Regions from separate parts of the Homo sapiens genome. Here region 2 is linked to region 1. Evidence: read pairs that join two places in POLR2A ChIA-PET (ENCODE). Cell type or tissue: PC-9. All regions are shown on one strand.

The links. Peaks named below come from ENCODE experiments on the same cell type or tissue, not always from the same donor. Only the 100,000 strongest peaks of a DNase experiment are listed, where the experiment ranks them.
Region 2: POLR2A ChIA-PET joins it to region 1 with 8 read pairs; 2 of 35 experiments call an interaction of 5 or more read pairs at or near these places.

Annotation. Positions count from the first base shown.
Region 1 is chr10:88,818,971-88,822,970 of GRCh38, forward strand. LIPM (lipase family member M) reads left to right here. Exons shown (of 9, transcript NM_001128215.1): 9 at 1,262-1,576. The coding sequence ends at 1,531. ANKRD22 (ankyrin repeat domain 22) reads right to left here. Exons shown (of 6, transcript NM_144590.3): 6 at 926-4,000. The coding sequence ends at 3,971. Among named protein-coding and RNA genes, the nearest start is that of LIPM, 18 kb to the left of the region's middle. In PC-9, no CTCF peak of the experiment used is centred here; no DNase peak of the experiment used is centred here; H3K27ac peaks cover 689 bases.
Region 2 is chr10:89,123,475-89,127,474 of GRCh38, forward strand. No RefSeq gene overlaps it. Among named protein-coding and RNA genes, the nearest start is that of MIR4679-2, 62 kb to the left of the region's middle. In PC-9, no CTCF peak of the experiment used is centred here; no DNase peak of the experiment used is centred here.

The DNA of each region.
Region 1 (4,000 bases):
TCTGCCTCCTAGCTTTGAGCCATTCTCTTGCCTCAGCCTCCCGAGTAGCTGGGACTACAGGTGCACGCCACCATGCTCAGCTAATTTTTTTTTTGTACTTTTAGGGATGGGGTTTCACCATGTTGGTCAGGCTGGTCTCAAACTCCTGACCTCAAGTGATCCACCTACCTCAGCCTCCCAAAGTGCTGGGATTACAGGCGTGAGCCACTGTGCCCGGCCCTAAGATGGCTTTAATTTATCAACATTTAATGGACTGAGTTCTAGAGAAATTGATTCATGCAGAATAGGCACCAGAAAATGGGAGTGGAAGGGAAGAGTAAACAAACACACAAAAAAAATCATAGAATCACAGAAACTCAGAGCGAGATATGACATTCAGTTCAATCTTTTCACCTGTAAGATGACAAAAAAAATTACTAGCCCCATAGAATTTTTCAACCTTCCTTATCCAAATTAGGCCATAACTGAGCCACAAAGAGAAACCAGAGCATCTAGGATTGGAGCCAAGACTCCATGGTGGATTTCCTGAGTAAGAAATGGGCCTTACCACTTCTGAGGAAAGTTCTGGATGCTGATTAATCTCAAGGGCTCAGCCGGCTAGGCTAATTCTACTAACACTGCATAAATACGGAAAGTTCCCAGGTATTAGGAATACTAATTGGTATATTTGGTGGGGAAGGGTGAGGAATAAGGATTGGAGCAGGTATTTAACTTTTACTTCCCTTTAGCTCAAATTACCTGAGTGCCATAGGCCATGGTTCTGGCAAATGCAGTCAAGCCGGGTCTGCCTCAAAGGCTGCCTGGGATCACATAAAGACTGTGAAGATGCAGAGCCCTTCCCAGCAGATTCCTTGCTTTTCTCTGTGGAATATAATTCTTCTTTCATGAAATGTTTGTGAAATTATCTTTTAAAAGAACAGGGGCATTATTTTTAAAAACAATTTATTTACAAAATATTTAATAGGAAGAAAAAAGAAATACAAGGCATTACATGTTTTTATGTGTTTTGTCATTTGATCTAGCAAGTTATTACAGATATTATCCCCAGTCACAGAAGAAGAAACTGAGGTTCAATAATGTTAAGTAATTTTACCTTAAAGTAAGGGCGGGAACAGAAATTCTTAACAGAGTTGTGTGGCTCTAACACCCATGTACCCTTCACCACAACAGATGGCATGTTTATTATGTCTATTTGAAACATAAATTATGAGCCTGAAAGTCCAAATGTTACCTAGAGTTAAGAACTATTCCTTTTCTCTAGCCAACTCCTGTAAGGTACAGAGTCAGAGATATGACGGTCCCTACAGCAATGTGGACAGGAGGTCAGGACTGGCTTTCAAATCCAGAAGACGTGAAAATGCTGCTCTCTGAGGTGACCAACCTCATCTACCATAAGAATATTCCTGAATGGGCTCACGTGGATTTCATCTGGGGTTTGGATGCTCCTCACCGTATGTACAATGAAATCATCCATCTGATGCAGCAGGAGGAGACCAACCTTTCCCAGGGACGGTGTGAGGCCGTATTGTGAAGCATCTGACACTGACGATCTTAGGACAACCTCCTGAGGGATGGGGCTAGGACCCATGAAGGCAGAATTACGGAGAGCAGAGACCTAGTATACATTTTTCAGATTCCCTGCACTTGGCACTAAATCCGACACTTACATTTACATTTTTTTTCTGTAAATTAAAGTACTTATTAGGTAAATAGAGGTTTTGTATGCTATTATATATTCTACCATCTTGAAGGGTAGGTTTTACCTGATAGCCAGAAAATATCTAGACATTCTCTATATCATTCAGGTAAATCTCTTTAAAACACCTATTGTTTTTTCTATAAGCCATATTTTTGGAGCACTAAAGTAAAATGGCAAATTGGGACAGATATTGAGGTCTGGAGTCTGTGGATTATTGTTGACTTTGACAAAATAAGCTAGACATTTTCACCTTGTTGCCACAGAGACATAACACTACCTCAGGAAGCTGAGCTGCTTTAAGGACAACAACAACAAAATCAGTGTTACAGTATGGATGAAATCTATGTTAAGCATTCTCAGAATAAGGCCAAGTTTTATAGTTGCATCTCAGGGAAGAAAATTTTATAGGATGTTTATGAGTTCTCCAATAAATGCATTCTGCATTACATAAAGCATGTATGTGCATTTCAGTGTCTAGATTCTAGTCCAAGCTTGTTGGAAGGTTTACAGCTTGTTGCTAGGAGACCTAATGACTAAAAATTTCTGGCTCAATTTTCTGCCTCCAAAAATTAAAAGCTAGGGAGAAAATTGCATAATGTCATGAGCATGATGAAACAAATTGTCATATACTTTATCCTTTAATCTTGACAAAGTTAATGTCAGACAGTCTCTGCAACTCATTGACAAACCATGATTTATTTCTTCAGAAAATTATTCCACTTTTACACAATTTCAAAGATGACAGTTGTAAATTACATTGGTACTATTTTGCAAAATCTCTGAAACCAAATCAAAGGTTTGTGTGTGTCAAAAGTATATTGTTGAAGGTATACTGGTGTGTGAAATTCACTTGTGTGGGTTTTTTGTCCCCAAGGGTCACCTGGTAGCTCAGCTCAATGCCAGTGAATCTTAATTTATTAAGACACGTTTAAAGACTTCAGAATCTATATCTACACACTATTACTTCCTTCATAAAATAAGTTTCTTAAATCCTGTACACAGTTGAATATATATTGCTGGATTTGATTTTCATTAGAGCTTTCAAGGATGGTAAATCTTTCATTCTTATACTGTACTTGTTACCACATACAAAGAGGCTGGCTTAGTTCCTGTCTGCAGCTATGTGAGATTCAGTCTTGATTTTCAAAATTCAGTCATATTTTTAAAGTGAATTTATTTCTACTCTGTGTCATTCACAGAAGAAGTGAGACAGATATTTTGATATTCGCAATCTCTCACTTAGACAAATAATCCAGATCCTACCTCATTGTATAGCTCTGTTTCTTTTGAAGAACTTTATCCAAATAAGTTACAATAATATTTTACATCTATCAATAAAATAAACAAAACTAACAAGCTTGGCAACCACCTTGTATTTACAAAAGGATCATGAAGATTTTTTTAAACGAACATTTTCATAGTTGCATAGTCTTGCTCAAACCAAGATGGCTTTTATTTGTAAACCGAAATCTCTAGTGGTATGCTGGTAAACGAACTTTATGGAAAGTAAAAAACAAAAAAACAAAAACAAACTCTGATTTGTCAATTTGCCAATTTCTGTGGTGTAAACACACTCACCGCTGACACTTGATAGATGTTTTTATTGAAATTCCTTCACCAAAGGAATATTTACTTGTGAATCTCTAAGCCCACACACATACACAAATACCATTCTGTACAAACATACGTATTTAATAATTTGATTCTTCTGCTCAATACTCAAAGGGGGCTGGGAGGAACAGTTTGTCTCCTAGGGCATGACATAGACTGGACAGTCTTTTTATAAGAGTGATACAACTGGGAAGGGAGAACGCTGTTTCAGAAGATAACTCAGATCCTCTTCTTCAGGAAAGACTGAGTTTGGAACACCAGGGCTTTTTTTTTTTTTTTTTTTTTTGAGACAGGGTCTCGCTGTGTTGCCCTGGCTGCTCTCAAACTCCTGAGTTCAAGTGATCCTCCCACCTCAGCCTCCCAAGTAGCTGGGATTACAGGCATGTACCACTGTGCCTAGCTGAAACATCAGTTTCTGACTGAAGTGGAGACTACAACAACTTTAGTGTTTCCCTTAGAAGGATTACGGCCATGGTGAACTTGACTGAGTAAACAATGCTATAAATAAAAAGCTCTTCCAAAACATTAACCATGGTAAGCATCATTATCCCCATAAAATGGTGGCATCCAGGTTAAATGGCCCACAGACCAAAAGTCTAAAATGAAGATAGAATCCAGTCGTTAACTTTTTCTGTATCTCCATCGGTGTGGTCACAAGGATTACAATGCTTTCCTTAGCATTAATTCAAT
Region 2 (4,000 bases), 300 kb after region 1:
GAAAATTACAGTACTCTGAGACTTTAGGAAATGGTACAGTCATATCTAAAATGAGTGACCGTAGGAAGGAACCAGATCATGTTAACAAATCCACTGAGTCCTAGATTTCACTTCTTCTTTTAACATTAGTTTTATTTCCTTCATCAGTTACAAATATAAGTTGTTATTTTGGTCACATGAACGGAGGAAATGTCCATGTGTCTACTCCATTGCAAGGAGAAGTAATGACGTTTCTTTTCTTTTTTTTTTTTTTTTTTGAGATGGAGTATTTCTCTGTTGCCCAGGCTGGAGTGCAATGGCGCAATCTCAGCTCACTGCAACCTCTGCCTCCCAGGTTCAAGCAATTCTCCTGCCTCAGCCTCCCGTGTAGCTGGGATTACAGGTACATGCCACCATGCCCGGCTAATTCTTGCATTTTTAGTAGATGCGAGGTTTCACCATGTTGGCCAGGCTGGTCTCGAACTCCTGGCCTCAGGTGATCCTCCCACCTTGGCCTCTCAAAGTGCTGGGATTACAGGCGTGAGCCACTGTGTCCGGTGTAATGATGTTTCTAACTTATTTCATAGTAATAGCTGAGAGCTAACTCAATCATTCTTTTAACAGATACATATTACATATTAGTGCCAGACACAAAGGACAGAAAAATGAGCATCAGTCAATCAATTTCCTCATGTTTCTAGTAATCCTCACAATGGTCATGTGAGGTAGTTGTATTACCTCTCACTTCCAGGTAAAGGAAAAAAGCCTCCAAAAAGTTAAATAACTCATCCTAGGACATACAGCTAAGAAAAGAAAGGACAGGAATTTAAGCAGTTCCCCTCGTAGCTAAAACCCATCTTATTCCTACCATACCATACAGATTTCTCCTGGCCTCAGACTCTTTTGTAAATCCTCACGTTTTTGGTTCATATTCTGCCAAATGCTTATATTCACTAACATGGAGAGAGTTCATAACATTGCAAAAATTTACAAATCTTTTTTTTTTCTGTCACTCATATGTAACAGGGCCCTGGAATTCTGATATCTATTGACTCAGATGTCAGTGGTGTTTATGGTATGTTCACCCCATCTTAACACTGATACACACAGTTGATGATTAAAAAAATACTTAAGAGACCTTTATTGTCGGCAAATGCTGCTGGAGCTCAGAGGGGGCACATAGAGCTGTGGCCTGGGGAAGGTCAGTGAAAGTTTCAGGAAGAAGGTCAGATTTTGGCCGGGCACGGTGGCTCACACCTGTAATCCCAGCACTTTGGGAGGCCGAGACGGATGAGAGCGAGGCCATCCTGGCTAAGATGGTGAAACCCCATCTCTACTACAAATACAAAAAAATTAGCTGGGCGTGGTGGCAGGCGCCTGTAGCCCCAGCTACTAGGGAGGATGAGGCAGGAGAATGGCGTGAACCCGGGAGGCGGAGCTTGCAGTGAGCTGAGATCTCACCACTGCACTCCAGGCTGGGCGACAGAGTGAGACTCCGTCTCAAAAAAAAAAAAAAAAGAAGGTCAGATTTTAACTGAGTCTTAAGGAGTGGTTCAAATTTGGAAGGCAGATGGGGTAAGAGCAACCAGATCACAGAAGAGTAAAAGGCAAGAAAGATGGGAAGCCCATAGCCTTTTCAAAGACAATGAGACAATTAGTTTGGAAGGAGAAAGTGATAGGCAAATATGGAATGTAACCTAAAGGGTTGTACAAAAGCTCTTAATCCTTCCAGACAATTAATCCCTTCCTTCTCTATGTTCTTATAACATTTTGAAAACGCATTTCTATTGTAGCATTTAATACTTTGCATCATAAGTATTTTTGTGCGATATCTTTTTTACTATTAAATCCATGGCATGAAGCTCAAAGTAGGGCAGCAATAAATTATTAATTGATTAATCAAATCAGTGAATGAACGAATGAATACCTCTTCCATTAGTTGTGAACTCTAAGAACAAAGCTTGTGTCTTACTCATCTTTGTATCTCTAGCTCTAAGCCAATGCCTATAGGTTCTCAATAAATGTTCATAGAAATGAACATTTATTCAGTCTAACTCCTACTCATTCTTTAAGGATTCTCCATTCTTTCCTTCTTACTTTCCTCCATTTTCCCCCTTTGAAGTCTTTTCTAATGACTAGCCAGACAAATGTAACACAAACCCACAAAGTAGGCAACCCTCCCCTCTGCACCAGTAGTTCCCCATGCACAAGGGTGCTATTTACAATGGTGTGCTGGAGCCACTGCATATCGGATCCTGAGAGCCGATTATAAATCATCAGGAATTTTGCAAACCAGTTGTTAAACCTAACCAGTCTACAAAAGCAAATTGTATAAGCTTAAAATTAATTATATTTTAAAACTCATTACTTTGTGATTATTTTACTATATTTTACTATTATCTATGTCCCTGTGATTATTTATGCTGATCATAACTATATGGTGCAAATATATAACCATGATCTACTGTGCATCTCTTCCCAACTCCATGTTCAGTGATGTCATGTCGGTAGCTTGAAATTGGCCTTGGAGTATTTACAATATGTAAATTGGCAAGCACTACAGAACGGAGTGTGATTTATCATTTTGTTGATTGTCTATACCATGGATTAGTAAATTTTTTTATAAAGATCCAGGTAATAAATATTTTAGACTTTATAGGCAATCTCTATTGCAACTACTCAACTGTGTAGTTGTAGCTTGGAAGTAGCTACAACTAAAAACAGAGACAATATAAAAACAAATGGGTATGCTTGTGTTCTAATAAAACTTTTTTATACAATCAAGGTGGATTGGGATGATGGGGTAGTTTTGGTTGTAATTTGACCTTACTTGGTCTATACCTAAGAAAGCAATGGAGATACATTAACTATGCAGATTAAACTTAAAAGTGGATCATAGCTTTTACATTGTGAATAGTACCAACAATTAGGAAATATTCCTCTATTATTCTAAAACCAATTCAGCAACAAAGCCACACACAGAATTGGTGAATGAGTGAGGTTCTAACATATGTCATTATTTTTTCACTTTCATCTTATTCATTAATGTACACAAAGATATCAATAACCATTCATAGCAAAGCTACCTTCTTTTTTCAGTTGTAACCAGAAGTTGATGATGGATACAAGAGTTCAGCAAAAAAACAATAAAAACATTATTAGTAAAATTTATAATACTTGTATGTATGTATATATGTATTCCTCCTGCCCCCAGATTGCTGGTTGGTAAGCATTTATCAGCAGACACTGGTACTATTATTCACATAGTAATTTCCAATGGTTTATATACATCTTTTTATTTATCTCAAGACTTAGAGCATCTTGAAAATAGGGATCATGTCTTACTTATTTCTTTGGTCTCCAAGTCTAAGACAAAGTTTAGCCTTTATTAGCTCAGTAAAGATGTATTTTTGAAAGTGATTATATTAATGATCATGATGGCACTGTCTTATGTATACTAAGCCTTTACGATTTGACAGGAACTGTGCAAAGTACTTTATATGTTCATTTAATCCTCATAACAACTTACAAAGTAGGTGGTATTTTCTCCATTTTATAGCTGAGGAGACTGAGGATTTGAAAACCTAAGTGGTTTGTTCAAAGCAATACACTTAGTAAACACTGAAGCTAGAATTTGAAACCAGACAGTGTCACATCACAACTTGAACCCACAATGATGGCTGTGGAGCTTCCACACCACCTCCCATTTGTATTAATATTTGCTGAATATTTTTTAATTGATTCACTTCTTTCATTTAAATGTGGTCAGTCTCATTTGTGAAATCACACGTTTGATAATCTGCCCATATATTTCCAAATATATTAAAATATACATGCAACTATAAATAAAAATGTTTCACCTTTCATGGCTTACTTTTAGAAACATTAGTCCTTTCTATACTGCTCTGTAGGATGACATCAGTGAAAATGCCTGTTAGAACACCCTAAGCCATCACCCTATGCCACCCCAGTAGTGAGTTAGCTGGCTAAGGTTTCTCCTGAAGGACAGTGGCCTCTGTTT